Regions from separate parts of the Homo sapiens genome. Here region 1 is linked to region 2. A link is an interaction called in ENCODE POLR2A ChIA-PET data of the cell type or tissue named here. Cell type or tissue: endothelial cell of umbilical vein. All regions are shown on one strand. Links, peaks and the distances in the headings refer to the core of each region. The heading gives the core; the rest is flanking DNA. Region 1 has its middle 56 kb from the start of LINC02105. Region 2 overlaps MOCS2-DT (MOCS2 divergent transcript).

Region 1 (7,657 bases), core at 1,387-5,386, 650 kb before region 2:
AAGAACAGCATGAGGGAAACTGCCTCCTTGATCCAATCACCTCCCACCATTCCCTCCCTCGACAGGTGGGAATTACAATTTGAGGTGAGATTTGGGTGGGGATACAGAGCCAAGCCATCTCACCAAGTAAACACTGAAAACAAACTACCCATCAATCAGCCTGAACTATATATACTGTAAGGAAATTTACATTATTGTGACATAGAACGTATCAACAGTGTAGCCAGTTAATGTTCAAAAGCACTCAATTATTTCTCGAATTTTGAAGTTACATGGAAATCCTTCACACAGCAAGTATTCTGAAAGGATGAAAACTAGAAACTTAAGCAGTTTTCATTTATAGACATGAAAATAATGTTTAATAAGTCACTTAAGAATTTAACAAATTTAAGGTTTCATAAAAATAAATGGATGTTCTCTTCTTCACTTAGGGACTAGTCCAGTGTACCAGTGAAGACAGCTGCCTTTACGTGCATATATTTTGAATATAAACTATGTGAGCAAGAATCTGACTTCTAGCCAGTCCTTGGTCATGGAAATCAGGCCTAACATATGTAGAGACATTTATAGCTCCCCTTCAAGTTAGAGTAATTTAGGTTCTGTTGATTCAACTTACCGCTAAGGAAGTTTCTTCACCGGAGATCAACACTTGTGTGTTCTTCAGAAACACAAGCCATTTCTACTTAAAGAGTATGATTTGCTTTGCATTGAATATAGCTAGGAAGAGAAAAGCTCCAGTTTCTTTGTTCTAAGACCAGGATTGGATTTGAGTGGGACTTGAATGCTGGTGCTGTGTAGCTAGAATAGAATACATGCCAGTAGCTCACATTAGAAATTGTCTCTGGTGAAGCTGCTCTTCCAGGTGGAAACATATTTTCATGAAGAAGGAAATGTTTTTCTTTTTGTAAAGGATCAAAAGACTTAATCAGAAATTTTCTTAAGCCTGGGCTTGCTTTTCCCTCTGCTCTGTGTACTAGCTGATGCTCTGCTGCAGAGGCTCCTGGGTGAACTTTGGTCCATCGTAAACACTCTCCTGCCACTTCTCATTTGCTCTCCACCTCGTGATTCCTCTGGCTGTTCCTTGCTTTTCTCCCTGGGAGCTGGTTCTCAGAAGCTCTGTCATGTTTTCCTTTACTGCCTGTTGGACATCTACAAGATACTCCTGGGCCAATAATTTACAAGACCAAATGACATAATCCTTGACTCCAAGGGTTAATGGTTTATGCCTAATGGCCTCAAAGGCCTGAGCCAATTGGAGGGAAAATGACATTTGCGTTCTTCTGGAGTGTTTATACTCTCCAGAGCACTGACTAGTCCATTGACATGGTCTATATCTTTCCCCTCTAAATAGTTCACAATGCAGCACCAAGATTTGGTAATGGAGCCACATCTAGCTTAGAGGGGGCTATCATTTGCTCTGAGAAAGACTCTTTTTGTTTTGTTTTGTGGCACATTTTCTATGGAGGAGAGGGCTTTGAACACAAGTCCTAAATAAACCTTGACAACAATCCCTATACAATAAGTAGAAATTATGTTCTCTATCAACATTCATGAATAATGAGGCAGATATGTGGTATGATTTTGAAAGTGATTTTAAAACTCCTAAACAAATACTCTAATACCCTAAATATGCTGCTCCACTTGCCCCAGTGCCTGAATTTCCGCCATGAGTTAGCTAAGGAAACAGACTGGATAACGAGAAGCCAGGTCACACTAGGGTGTTTTGGACAGTTAGGCCTGATCAGAAAGTGGTGAGTAGATGATTTTTTTTGAAGGGGAGGGATTGAAGGTGGAGTTCATTTGAGCAGGAAATTGGTAGGCAGGTAAGTGGCAAAGAGTAAGGAAAGACACAAAAGGGAAGAAGAAAAGATGTCAGCAGGCTAGAGTAAGATCTTTCAAAGGCTTAAATGCCAGAAATAAATGTAAAAATGATATTTAACTGTAAAACACAAAATATTAAAATAGCTTTTTTTGTTGTTGTTACATATTCTGATTGCAACATTCTAGAAAGTACATCCGAGCTGAATAAACTTTTCTCTTTTTCACTGGCCCTCCCTTGCTGATTCCCTCACCCAGGACTGGGTCAGTGTAGTGGGCATTCATAGAAGGGAAGTGTGTCTGCTGATGTACAGGACACAGTGTAGGGCTATAAAGGCTGTGCAACATATAACTCCAGGGAGTCCCGTTCACAAGGGCTATGATATGAATGGCTGCCCATGGAGTCATGCAACATGGGGGCCCTGGGATTCAAGTTCTGATTAATATTGACTGTGCTGAACAAAGTGTAGTCAGAAGCCTCTGCCCTGGACTCACTAGAGCACTTGTTAAAATGCAGATTCCTACAGGTTTAAACTGGGTGGGAGTAAAGGAGAGCTGGAATTTCAATATTAAAATAGAATTCTTGAGCTCACTGGCAACACATGGTAACTACTTTTACGGGAAGTTATCACCCGCTGCTTCCCTTTTCCCCCCAGGAAAGCTCCAAGTTAGAGAGGCCTGAACTTCTGCTCTGGGAGCCAGTTCTGGCATGGCCTGCCCCAGCATCTGGTCAGCCACCTGCAGCCATTCCATATTCTGACCTAAGCCAAAAAAGCACAAAACCCATGTCAAAGGGCTATATCAGGAACTCTGGAGGACAAGGTTTTAAGATCTGGGCCTCAATTCCAGCTTTGCCACTGAAATAGTTTGGATATTTCCCCCCCAAAATTACATATTGACATTTGATCCCAGTGTTAGAGTTGGGGCCTAGTAAGAGGTGTTTGGATCATTGGGGTGGGTCTCTCATGAACGACTTGGTGACCTCCCCATGATAATGAGTGAGTTCTCACTTTATTAGTTCTTGTGAGATCAGATTGTTTAATAGAGCCTGGTCTCGCCTTCCTCTGTCTCTCTTCCCCCTTCTCTTACCATGTGACATACCTGTTCCCCTTTGCCTTCCACCGTGATTGGAAGCTTCCTGGGGTCCCTCACCAAAAGCAAATGCTGGCACCATGCCTGCAGAACAATGAGCCAAATAAACCTCTGTTCTTTATAAATTACCCAGCCCCAGGTATTCCTTTATAGAAATGCAAACTGGCTAAAACATCTACTAACTGTATGGTACTATTTAAATTATAAAATTTCTCTGGACATGTTTTCTTGTGTGTTTGATTGGAGTATAAGTCAGAATGCATCTTCCAGGCCTTGATCTAAACCACCTCTCTTTTTTAAGTTATGAGGGTGAAAAAAGTACACCCCATAGGTCCAAAATTCAGAAACTCCTGGGGGCAAATGTGTTTTGAATTCAGAATCTGTTGTTTTTCTTTAGAAATGTAATATAATGCATATATATTATGGAGTACCTTTAGCAGGGTCTGAGCAGGATCTGTAATTAAATATGTTAATTATTTCTATAGCAAAATATGTGAATATTTGCCATTAATGTGATAAATAAAGCTATAGATAGTCTTCATTCAGGTTTTGCTGCCAAATTAGATGTGTCTAAAACTTCAAAAACCCTTCTAGATTTTAGAATATTTTAATTTTGGAATTTTAGGATAAAGAATTGTAGACTGGTACTAATGCCAGCTCTTTTTTTTTTTTGTATAGAATTGTTTTATTCAAGTCAAATTTACATAGAGTGAAATACACAAATCAGTATATAAGGCTTTTGACAAACACATATACCTATATAATGCACACTTCCATCAGTCCATAAGGTTCCTTTCTAGGCAGTTCCCATCCCCACTCCCTAAGAGACAACCACCATTCTGATTTTTCCCCAAAGATTAGTTTTGCCTGATTTGATAAATGAGCTCATATACCACAGTATTTATTGTATAAATACTATCTGTCTGGCTTCTTTGACTTACATTTTTTAAGTTCTTCCATATTGTTGTGGATCAACAGTTCTTTTTTAACTACTCAGTAATATTTCTTTATATTAATATACTGTAAATTATTGTCCATTTTTCTGTTGGGGCTAGTATGAAGAAAACTGTTGTGATAATTCTTATACAAGTTTATGTGAATACATTTTTTATTTTTATTATACTTTAAGTTCGAGGGTACATGTGCACAACATGTAGGTTTGATACATAGGTATACATGTGCCATGTTGGTTTGCTGCATCCATCAACTCGTCATTTATATTAGGTATTTCTCCTAATGCTATCCCTCCCCCAGCCCCGCACCCCCAACAGACCCAGGTGTGTGATGTTCCCCTCCCTGTGTCCGTGTCTTCTCATCATTCAACTCCCACCTATGAGTGAGAACATGCAGTGTTTGGTTTTCTGTCCTTGTGATAGTTTGCTGAGAATGATGGTTTCTAGCTTCATCCATGTCCCTGCAAAGGACATGAACTCATCCTTTTTTGTGGCTGCGTAGTGTTTCATGGTGTATATGTGCCACATTTTCTTAATCCAGTCTATCATTGATGGACATTTGGGTTGGTTCCAAGTCTTTGCTATTGTGAATAGTGCCGCAATAAACATACCTCTGCATGTGTCTTTATAGTAGCATGATTTATAATCCTTTGGGTGTATACCCAGTAATGGGATTGCTGGGTGAAATGGTATTTCTAGTTCTAGATCCTTGAGGAATCACCACACTGTCTTCACACATGCTTGAACTAATTTACACTCCCACCAACAGTGTAAAAGTGTTCCTACTTCTCTACATCCTCTCTAGCATCTGTTGTTTCCTGACTTTTTAATGATCGCCATTCTAACTGGCATGAGATAGTATCTCATTGTGGTTTTGATTTGCATTTTTCTGATGGCCAGTGATGATGAGCATTTTTTCATATGTTTGTTGGCTGCATAAATGTCTTCTTTTGAGAAGTGTCTGTTCATATCCTTTGCCCACTTTTTGATGGGGTTGTTTGTTTTTTTCTTGTAAATTTGTTTGAGTTCTTCGTAGATTCTGGATATTAGCCCTGTGTCAGATGGGTAGATTGCAAACATTTTCTCCCATTCTGCAGGTTGCCTTTTCACACTGCTGATAGTTTATTTTGCTGTGCAGAAGCTCTTTAGTTTAATTAGATCCCATTTGTCTATTTTGTTGCCATTGCTTTTGGTGTTTTAGTCATGAAGTCTTTGCCCATGCCTATGTCCTGAATGGTATTGCCTAGGTTTTCTTCTAGGGTTTTTATGGTGTTAGGTCTTACATTTAAGTCTTTAATCCACCTTGAGTTAATTTTTGTATACAGCATAAGGAAGGGATCCAGTTTCAGCTTTCTGCATATGGCTAGCCAGTTTTCCCAGCACCATTTGTTAAATAGGGAATCCTTTCCCCATTTCTTATTTTTGTCAGGTTTGTCAAAGATGAGATGATTGTAGATGTGTGGTGTTATTTCTGAGGTTTCTGTTCTCTTCCACTGGTCTATATCTCTGTTTTGGTACCAGTACCATGCTGTTTTGTTTACTGTAGCCTTGTAGTGTAGTTTGACGTCAGGTAGCATGATGCCTCCAGCTTTGTTCTTTTTGCTTAGGATTGTCTTGGCTATACAGGCTCTTATTTGGTTCCATATGAACTTTCAAGTAGTTTTTTCCAATTCTGTGAAGAAAGTCATTGGTAGCTTGATGGGTATAGCATTGAATCTATAAATTATCTTGGTCAGTATGAATGCCAACTCTTATGTCTTAGCTAAAGCCTATACTTTTGGTACAGTATACATTTGTGAAGTTTAAGGAGAGAGCATTAAAGTGGAATACAGGTGCCAGTGGGCCACAGCATCATGGTTATGAGAACAGTACTGCAGCTTAAGTTCACAAGCCCTGCCTTGCCTCTAATAGACTGCGACCTTGGGCAAGTTTATTAACCTCTTTGTGCCTCACTTCTCCCACCTGTAAGTCATAGAGTTGTTGTGAGGATGAAATAATCTATTATATTTTAGGACCTAGAAGACTGCTTGGCACATAATACTCAACAGGTGTCAGTTTTCATTATCCAAGGAATTGTGTTAACTTGTTTTATTTGCTTATTTGTATGTGGGGGTGGGGTCAGGGAGAGGAGGTCTAGAAAATGAGAGATTATTTGACAGAGGGCACTGGTCAAACTGTTCTCCTCCTTGTATTTGTCCTCCAGTCCTGCTCCAGGTATACTGTTTGGTAACTCCCCTTTCTACCCATCTCTGTGCTTGACTCCATCTATTAAACTGGAAATGTCATTCTACGTACTGATAAGATTATGTAAAGGAAACAGAGTGAATTTTTAGAAAGGGAATTATTATTTCCTTGAAAGGTAAAGCTGTATTTATGTCACTAATTGTAGCAATCTATGGGTTGCTGGGAAAAATTAAGCAAAGGAGGGGCCTGAAGGACCTGCCTTGTACTTAACCTATGTGTCTAATCCAAATGAATTCATATTAAACAATGAAAATGTTTAACTGAAAATGAAATGGAGTGAGTTTCCATGAACTCACTCATCTTCCCCACAGCCCAGGAAACTGCATATAATTTTAAAGCTCACAAGCCAGAGGTCTGTCCCTCCTCCTGATCCTAAGTTTTATATGGGTTGTGACTCATGTGGCCACTGAAGGCAAATCACTGATTCTAGAATCAAAACTCAGCAAGAGCAGAATATAAATCAGCTCCAAACCAGAGCTCTGGGTGGAAGCTACAAGCTAGGCTGAGTAGCATGTAAGCATTGGACATGGTTTTAGTCTCACTGATAGGATGTTTCTTCTCAATCTGATATTTATGTGATGAAAGTGTTTTCTTTTTTCCTTCCTTACAGAAATGCAGTTCTCAAGTTAAGTGATTGGTAAGCACCATAGTAGCGGATGTTTTAATTTACATATGTACCACAATCTAAAGCTTCACTTCTTCCACATGGAATCCAGTCATTTGCTGGAGTCTTTCAAATTTATTTCTTAAAAAAAAAAAGACATGAAAAGTCCAATTACACTGAATGAGTATTATTCTACCTGAGGAATAAGGATTGCTAAAGGAAGATATGAAAAGAGGGTTTTCTTTTCATTAGTAAATTCCAAAAAATTTGCTTACCTTTGCATCACTGCCAGACATGACAAAACCTTTGAAATGGAAAAAATTCTTTCTGTGGTTTCAGATCAGCCATTTTTAATCCCCCTTTGCTGCCTAACTTAATTAGATTTTCCTTAAAAAGTATTGCTGTGGGCTAAATATTTGTATGCCAAATGTCAGCCTTAAGCATATTTTCACTATGAAATTATTAACCCCTGAGAAACTTAATAGAATTTTAATTATACTGATGCTATTAGGAACTCCTATAATAGCCTTTGATCCCCTTTTCTGTCTGTAACTTCCCTGGGTTTGATTTACATTTATTTTAACCAAGGTCATTAATTCATAACCTAATGAACCCCCACCTACAAGAAACCACAGTCACAACATAAAGAATCGCTCATTCAATGATTTTTAAACACTCTGTAAATACATTACAAACTCTTAATTACCTGCAAAATTAACTTAATTTATCCATTATTGAAAGATATTTCCTAATAAGGTAGGAAATAACCAAATCACCATTTTCTAGGATACTTGGGCAGGCAACAATGAAAGAAAGCAGTAATTGATTTTGAAAAACAATGTTTGCTTTTTTAAATGACCACAGCTAAGCAAATCTGCTAGTGAAATTCCACTAAACAGTTGCTTGCCCCTTGGTAAACCAATTAGCTTAAATCTCTATCATGAAG
Region 2 (7,657 bases), core at 1,166-5,165:
TAAATTCAACTCCCCTCACTCTTTGATGTCTGTGTGCCTAATTCTTCCTGGTCATGAAACAAGAACCTGGACCTAGCTGAGCAAAGGAGCCAAAATCCTGCATCAAAGACAGTTGTTTAATACATCTTTTCACTTCTTACAGTTTTTGTGAAAAGGTAAGCATGAATCCAGCTACTCCATCATGACCAGAACTGGCATTGTCCCATCTACTATCTAGCTTCCAACATTTTTCTATTGTTTTCTCTCCTGGCCTCCTCATCCTTGTGGGTTTATGCCTTTTAACATCATTTTTCAGAGGGAGAAGAGGTAAACAGGTGCTCAACCTGCTGTGTTTAATCAGAAATCCTCATCTCTGCTCTGCTGGAGTTTTGCCTGAAATTGCACCTTTGTATCCTTGTTTGCTTTCTCCCCTTTCCCTACTTACCTTTCCCGCTTCCTTGCCAGTATTTCTGGGGAGCATTTCCTTAATAAATGACTTTGTTTTCGCATTTCAGGTGGTACTTCTGGGGAACCAGGCCTAAGGTAATTCAGCATACTGTAATATTCACCTCTTAAGTTAAAATGCATTTATATTCTATAACCATAATTTCCATGTTTATTTAAACTTGGTTGTATATTTAAATAGTTCGGTTTGCCATTGGTCTTTTTTACAATGGCTTTCACTTCAATTCCTGTTTGATTAGATTTTATTATATGGAAGGTTTCATAAGATAGTCCTATGTGTACTGTATTTCCCAAATTATTTCATATTTGCCTGCTGTCTTTATAGCTTAATGATAATATGTCTGAATGTAAGACATTTTAGGCTCAGTTTCTTTCCCTCAGCATTTTGCAGACAATGTTCTGTGCCTTTTGATAATAAATGTGACTGTGAAGAAATCACAAAGTAGCTCAATTTTCATTCAGGTGTAACTTTTTATATTCTTCCCAGATACCTGAAGACATTTTATTCTTAAAATCCAATAAAGACCAGGAAATATTTCATTAGGTTTCTAAATTTTACCGGAATACACTGTCCTTTGAATCTGTAATGTAAATTCCTCCTTTATTTAAGAAAGTTGTCTTCTATTATAACCTAAAATGTATGTCATATTCCATTTGCTTATTCTTACTCAGGGACACAGGTTAACTTTATATTCTGTGGGTTTTGTATCTATTCTCCCTTTATCATGTTATCTGTATTTGTTTAACCTATTTTCTTTTTTTCTGTGTTCATTGAAATTGACTCCAGTGTTTCCTCCAGAACTGCAGTTGAATCAATAGCTGCTAGCCAAGTGTGGCTATTTGAATTTAAATTCATTAAATAAATTATAAAGTTTAAAATTCAATTCCTTGACTCCACTAACCACACTTTAAGTGTTCAGTAGGCACTTGTGGATACTGTATTGAACAGCACAGTTACAGAACATCACGATCACTGCAGAAAGTTCTTCGGGACAGTGCTGTTCTCAAGCAATAATGAGTCTCTACCAGTGGTGGCATTTTTTTCCTCTTTCTCATTTATTTATTGCTTTCTTCTGTAATTGTTATCATATTAGTCCTTAATACTTTCTTATAACTTTTTATTTCTATGTTATGATTTTATCTTATCCTCAAAGTCTTCTTATACAAATTAGTGTCCTTGTAAACTCTTGGGGTGTGAAGTACACTAGGGAATTTTCCCTTTGGGAGGAGGTTTGCTTTCCACTAGAACATATCCTTTGGTCTATTATTTGCACACTACCTTTTTCATATTAGCTTTATTTATTTTGGGCTGAAATATATATTTTCCCTCCTTAAACTGGTTTATGTTTTTCCTGTTTGTTTCTCATTTTACTGAAACTTATTTGTCCAAACCTAGTTATCCTGCTGGTAATGTGGCTGAATTCTCCCTTACTTCTTTTCTCTTTTCCTTACTTTATGAACTACACTGCAATGGTCAGCAAATATGGCCTGTGGGACAAATTGGCCCATCTCCTCTTTTTGCAAATAATTTCACTGAAGCAGAGCTACACTCACTCTTTTGCTCTTTGCCTCTGGCTGCTTTCATGTGCAATAGCAGAGCTCAGTAGTTGTGACAGAGATCACACGGCTTGGGAAGTCTAAATATTTACAGTCTGGCCTTTTACAAAAAATTGTGCTGACCCCTGAAGTGCAGTGAAGAGTTATCTGTAGCCCAAGGGCATGGGGTAGGGTGAGAATAGACTTGGAAGACATCCTCCATTAGCCAAACTGGGCTGTTTCTCATTTGCAGTTTTGTTAAAGGTCTTCAGTCTGGGTTTACTTAGTGTCTTAGTTTGGGCTGCCATTACAAAGTACTATAGATTGGTTGGCTTATAAACAACATAAATTTATTTCTCACAGTTCTGGAGACTGGAAGTCTGAGATGAGGGTGCCAGTATGGTTGGGTTCTAGTGAGGGTTCTTCCGAGTTGCCAATGGACAACTTTCTTGCAGTATTCTCAAATAGAAGAGAGTGTAAGCAGGCTCTCTGGAGTCGCGTTTATAAGGGCATTAATCCCATTCATAAGGGCTCCACCCTCATGACCTAATTACCTCAAAATGCCCACCTTCAAATACCATCAGCTTGGGGGTTAGGATTTTAACCTATGCATTTTGGGGGGACACAGACATGCAGTTCATAACACATCACATCACCAGGTATATTCTCTTTCAGTCCAGGAATAAACTTGAGATTCAGATAATCCTCAATCCTTAGTTCAACTTGGACCTCTGAATTCTGCTACTTTTAAGGAGATGTAGCTCAGTTTATACTCTTGCCCTATACTCAGGCATCAATCATTTCTACGGCCAGAGCTGAAAGGCTAATAAAAGGTAGATGTGGCTTCCTTACCGAGCACTGTTAAGACTAGAAGAACCTTACCTGGGCCATCCACCAAGGACTCTGGGCTCAGGCCCTTTCTTACCTTCACTGCCTCAGTTCTTATTTCTATTTTAATGAAGACTTCTGCTTCACCAACTTCCCTTTGGTGAGATATTGCAGACTTTTTTCCACAGCTCTCCTTCTTAACACATCTGAAAAGGCAGTTTTAGGAGCTTTCTAGAGCCCACAATATGCTCCTTAAAAGCGGTGGCTAATGCCTGTAATCCCAGCACTTTGGGAGGCTGAGGTGGGCGGATCACCTGAGGTCAGGAGTTCGAGACCAGCCTGGCTAACATGGTGAAACCCCGTCTCTACTAAAAATACAAAAACATTAGCCGGGCGTGGTGGCACATGCCTGTAATCGCAGCTACTCGGGAGGCTGAGGTAGGAGAATCACTTGTGCCCGGGAGGCAGCCGTGTCAGTGAGCTGAGATCACACCACTGCACTCCAGCCTGGGTGACAGAGTGAGACTCCATCTCAAAAAAAAAAAAAAAAAAGAGCTTTGGTTTTCATTGTTCAACATCTGTGTGGTATATTTTTCTGTTTCTAAAATCCATTTGTTGTGCATATCTTAGATTTTTGCAGAAATGAAATTACAAGATCTGGCTTTCCTCTGGCATCTGAAACTGGGGGATTTGATATATACATTTTAGAAAATCATCAGTGAAGAACATATTTGCAAAAAGCTCCTATAGCCATGTTCTTTCATTTTAAGGTGAATGATTTGCAGTTGGAATAACTAACCACAAGGAGGTGTGCTTCTTTTGACCTAAATTTCCTTGAATAAACTAACAAGTACAATATATATGGTTTATTCTGGCTTTTGTTTTTATTTAAAATGACCAATGAATAAAATTACACAACATGGATGTAGCATTTTAAAATTACCTCCTTCAATTATAAAATTGACTTAATATTTTGTACACCTACAAGGTGCAAGGCACACTGCTGGGCTGTTTGTTAACGGCATACTATACTCTATGTCTTCACAAGTCATTTGCATAGAAAGGTGCTTGAAATTCTGTGTGATTTGTTAAAATCAGTAATTCCAGATGGGTTTACTTCAAACTAGTGATACAGTGATAGAGGCAGGAGGCAGAGAAATTTTAGGCAGAAAAGGGAGGGTCCCTGACAAAACCCCACCCTCAAGCCAAAAAGCCTGAAACCGCAGCCCAAAGTAGAGAACTTCTCTCCCTTTTGTCTGCTCAAATGTTGCTTTTTCCTAAATTACCCATGGCCCACCCTGCCCGCCATCCTGTGCTATAAAGACCACAGACTCAGCCAGCAGAGAGGAGAAGCAACTGGACGTGAGGGACTACGGCTGGATGTCAGAGAGAAGTGGCTTGATTTCAGAGGGACATTTTGATGGTGTAACTTTGGAGAAAAATCCAGCCAGAGATGGCAGGACTTCAGGGGAAGGTTACCTACCCAGCCCATCCCCTTTTCTGCTCTCCTTCCTGCTGAGAGCCACTTTCACTGGGAATAAAATACCCCGCATTTACCATCTGTGAATTCTTTTGTGTAACCTCATTTTCCCTGAATGCAGGACAAGAGCTCAGGAGTCATGAGTGCAGATACAGAAGGCTGTGACACTGGCCCTTTACTCTTGCCTAGGGCAGCTGCCTCACGCAAAAAGGCAAAGGGCCCACTGAGCTGTTTACACTTAAGCCACCTACGGATGGTAGAGCTAAAAGAGCACTGTAGCATGTCCTCTGGGGCTTTGGGAGTCACAGGCCGCCCCTCAGTCACTGCTGCAGGGCCCTGCACAGAGTTTGCTCCTGCTGGAGCCCAAAAGTGCTCACCCTGACTCCTGCATCCTCTCACCTGCATGCTCCCTCCCACGAGGGGTGGAACACAGTGTGTCCAAGTGATGGAGTTTGATCCCAGTAGCGCCGAAGTGGCCGGGTTGTTCCAGTGCTGGTGCTCTCCAGTCCTCACCCTCGTTCACTTGTGCGCTCCCTCCTGTGAGGAGTTGTGGGCAGCAGGCTGAGTAAACACCTCTGACGTGGGTCCCATGAAGGGGTCAGGGAAATATCCTGCTTCGGTCGTCCTTCAAAAAGTAACTACTGCATTATCTATTTTTTAATAAGAAATTTAAATATTAAAATATGTTAATGACATTAGTCCAATGTCTACGGATCTCACACCACATAGTCCAAACTTCCTCAGACAGAAATATTTTCACTGTTCAAAAATTCTGCCACACTGGGAAATAAAGGAGTAGACATGGGCTGACATTTGAAAATCTATTACCTGTATTTTTTTTGGTAATAGAATATGATTATAAATCTCAACTTTATTACTGACTTAAACAAGGTCACTAAAGCATTTCACGAAGAGTTCCTGATAATGGGTAACCAGATATCTAGGACTAGATACTATTTAGCAGCTGAAAATGATGGCAGAAAATATATGGGCAGCAATAGAAAAAGAATGTGACTAAACATTTTTAGCAATTTGATATAAAATATTTAGATTTTAAAAAATCTGTATAAATGGATGAATAGGTTGGATTTTACGGAAAAAAATAGGCTCAGTTCAATTAGAGACTGAACTGTAACATGATAAATCAGAATCAATGATGACAAGTTTTATATACTATTTTAATAGCACAGAAAACAAAACCAAAAAAACCTATTACCTATTGGCGAAACGACTGATGGAACATCTAATAACTTTTAAATCAAGTTAAGCCTAAAGCTGCCTCCTTACAAATTTTAAGTTTGGCCTAAAGGTTTCTCAACACACAGTGAATTGTAACCTAACTGCATGTGTAAACAGGCTGTAACCTACTCTTATACCAATCACTGTGTTGCAGCCCATCAAAGGCAGCCAACTGTTCGAACCTTGTTCAAGTAAGGTAAACACCAAGCTGTAACCAATCCAGCTGTTTCTGTACCTCATTTTCTTTTCCTGTAATTTATTTGCTTTTTTTGTCCATAATTCTTTGATCATGTGGCAGCACTGGAGTCTCTTTGAACCTGTTCTGGTTGGGAGAGGGGCACATTTCACAAATTGTTCTTTGCTCATTTTAATTTGTCCAAAGTTTTTCTTTTGACACAATGAACTCTGATTCTGCCAGGTGTTTCTGGGAAAATTGTTTTTCAGAAAAGGCAATGAACATTTTTGATAATTTGCTACTACACGTGTGTCTGGAATTGGTTCCTTCCGGTGGGTTCTTAGTCTGACTTCAAGAATGAAGCCTCAGACCTTCGTGGTGAGTGTTACAGCTCTTCAAGGTGGCATGGACCCAAAAAGTAAGCAACCCTAAGATTTATTGTGAAAAGTGAAATAACAAAGCTTCCACAGCATGGAAGGTGATCCGAGTGGGTTGCCACTGCTGGCTAGGGGCGCCAGCTGTTATTCCCTTATTTGTCCCTGCCCACGTCCTGCTGATTGGTCCATTTTACAGGGTACTGATTGGTCCATTTTACAGAGTGCTGATTGGTGCATTTACAATCCTTTAGCTAGACACAGAGCGCTGACTGGTGTGTTTTTACAGAGTGCTGATTGGTGCACTTATAATCCTTTAGCTAGACAGAAAAGTTCTCCAAGTCCCCACTCGACCCAGGAAGTCCAGCTGGCTTCACCTCTCACAAGCAACGTTATGTTTCTCATCTTCTAACAGAGCGTTCTGTGAAGGTCTGAGATGCTCCTACATTTCTAGTCTCATGGAATCTCGTCTTTTTTCAATCTGAAAACAAAATGGAAATGTTTTTGCCTCAACTTGTTTTTTTTCTTAACCAAATAGGATTCCTTATGGTAAAAATAACTGGGAAAATGGTGGCTCCAACTATGTTTTCACAAAAAATTGTAGCTTAAGTGAAATGCAAATGTTCATAAAGTCATTTTGCTATTACTAAAATAATTTATATACCATTGTGATGATTCACTGATTTAATTAATGAATTCATAAGAAAAGTAAAATCAAAGCCTATGGAATAAGCCTGGAATATTTTGGTATCAGTTTTGCTTGCATATCCACAAATTATAGATGGGGCTGTATTTTGTAAAAAAAAAAAGAACTGTGTCATATCTACAGCATAATGAATAAACGATGTGAACAGAAACTTCACAGAGAAGTATAAGTGCTCAATGAAAATATGAAAAGATTCACCTCATTAGGAATTAGAAAATAAAAAAATGAAAGCAAGGCAATATTATTGACCTATATTTACTTGAATTTATCAACAAAATAACTGGTGAAACTGATAGGATTATAAATCATCAGATTATTGTTTATTTGTAAAAGATAGTTGCTCCTAAAATATTTTCTAAAATAAAGAAGATTATGAAAAATATTAAGAAACCTGAATTGATATTTTGTAACTATATGTTCCCACTTTGGACAGTTTCCATTTTTTTTTAATATTCTGATGTCATTTACATTTTATTTTATAATCATATCCCATAATTGATATCTTAGTTTTACGTTTGAATGGGTTAAAATCTCAATGCCAGTTTTTTTAGTTTTTCATTTTTCCCATATTAATACCTTTATTGCTGAGTTATTTACTTTGATTACTCTTGATTGAGTGGACTTTTTGCCCAAGAAAGATTTTTAAGAAGGGTTCTTGGGTATTGTGTTTTTTGAGTTTTTGCTGATTTAGGAGAATCCTGCCCCACCAGTTTGGCTGTAATATTATGGGATCATGCTTTTGTTCTCAGCCTTTTTTACACACTGCACATTGCCATCAGATGCCACTGAGGAGTCTAAGGCCACTATTGTCATTCCCTTGTTTTTATGCCTGGGTGTGAATATAGTCTTTATCCTTTATGTTTAGCAACTTTACC

The links. Peaks named below come from ENCODE experiments on the same cell type or tissue, not always from the same donor. Only the 100,000 strongest peaks of a DNase experiment are listed, where the experiment ranks them.
Region 1: POLR2A ChIA-PET joins it to region 2 with 5 read pairs; 2 of 35 experiments call an interaction of 5 or more read pairs at or near these places.

What each region holds. Positions count from the first base shown.
Region 1 is chr5:53,760,260-53,767,916 of GRCh38, reverse strand. No RefSeq gene overlaps it. Among named protein-coding and RNA genes, the nearest start is that of LINC02105, 56 kb to the left of the region's middle. In endothelial cell of umbilical vein, for the core only: no CTCF peak of the experiment used is centred there; no DNase peak of the experiment used is centred there.
Region 2 is chr5:53,111,140-53,118,796 of GRCh38, reverse strand. MOCS2-DT (MOCS2 divergent transcript) reads right to left here. Exons shown (of 2, transcript NR_104654.1): 2 at 3,671-4,938. Among named protein-coding and RNA genes, the nearest start is that of MOCS2-DT, 5.1 kb to the right of the region's middle. RefSeq lists an enhancer at 4,155-4,654. In endothelial cell of umbilical vein, for the core only: no CTCF peak of the experiment used is centred there; a DNase peak (open chromatin) is centred at 3,616.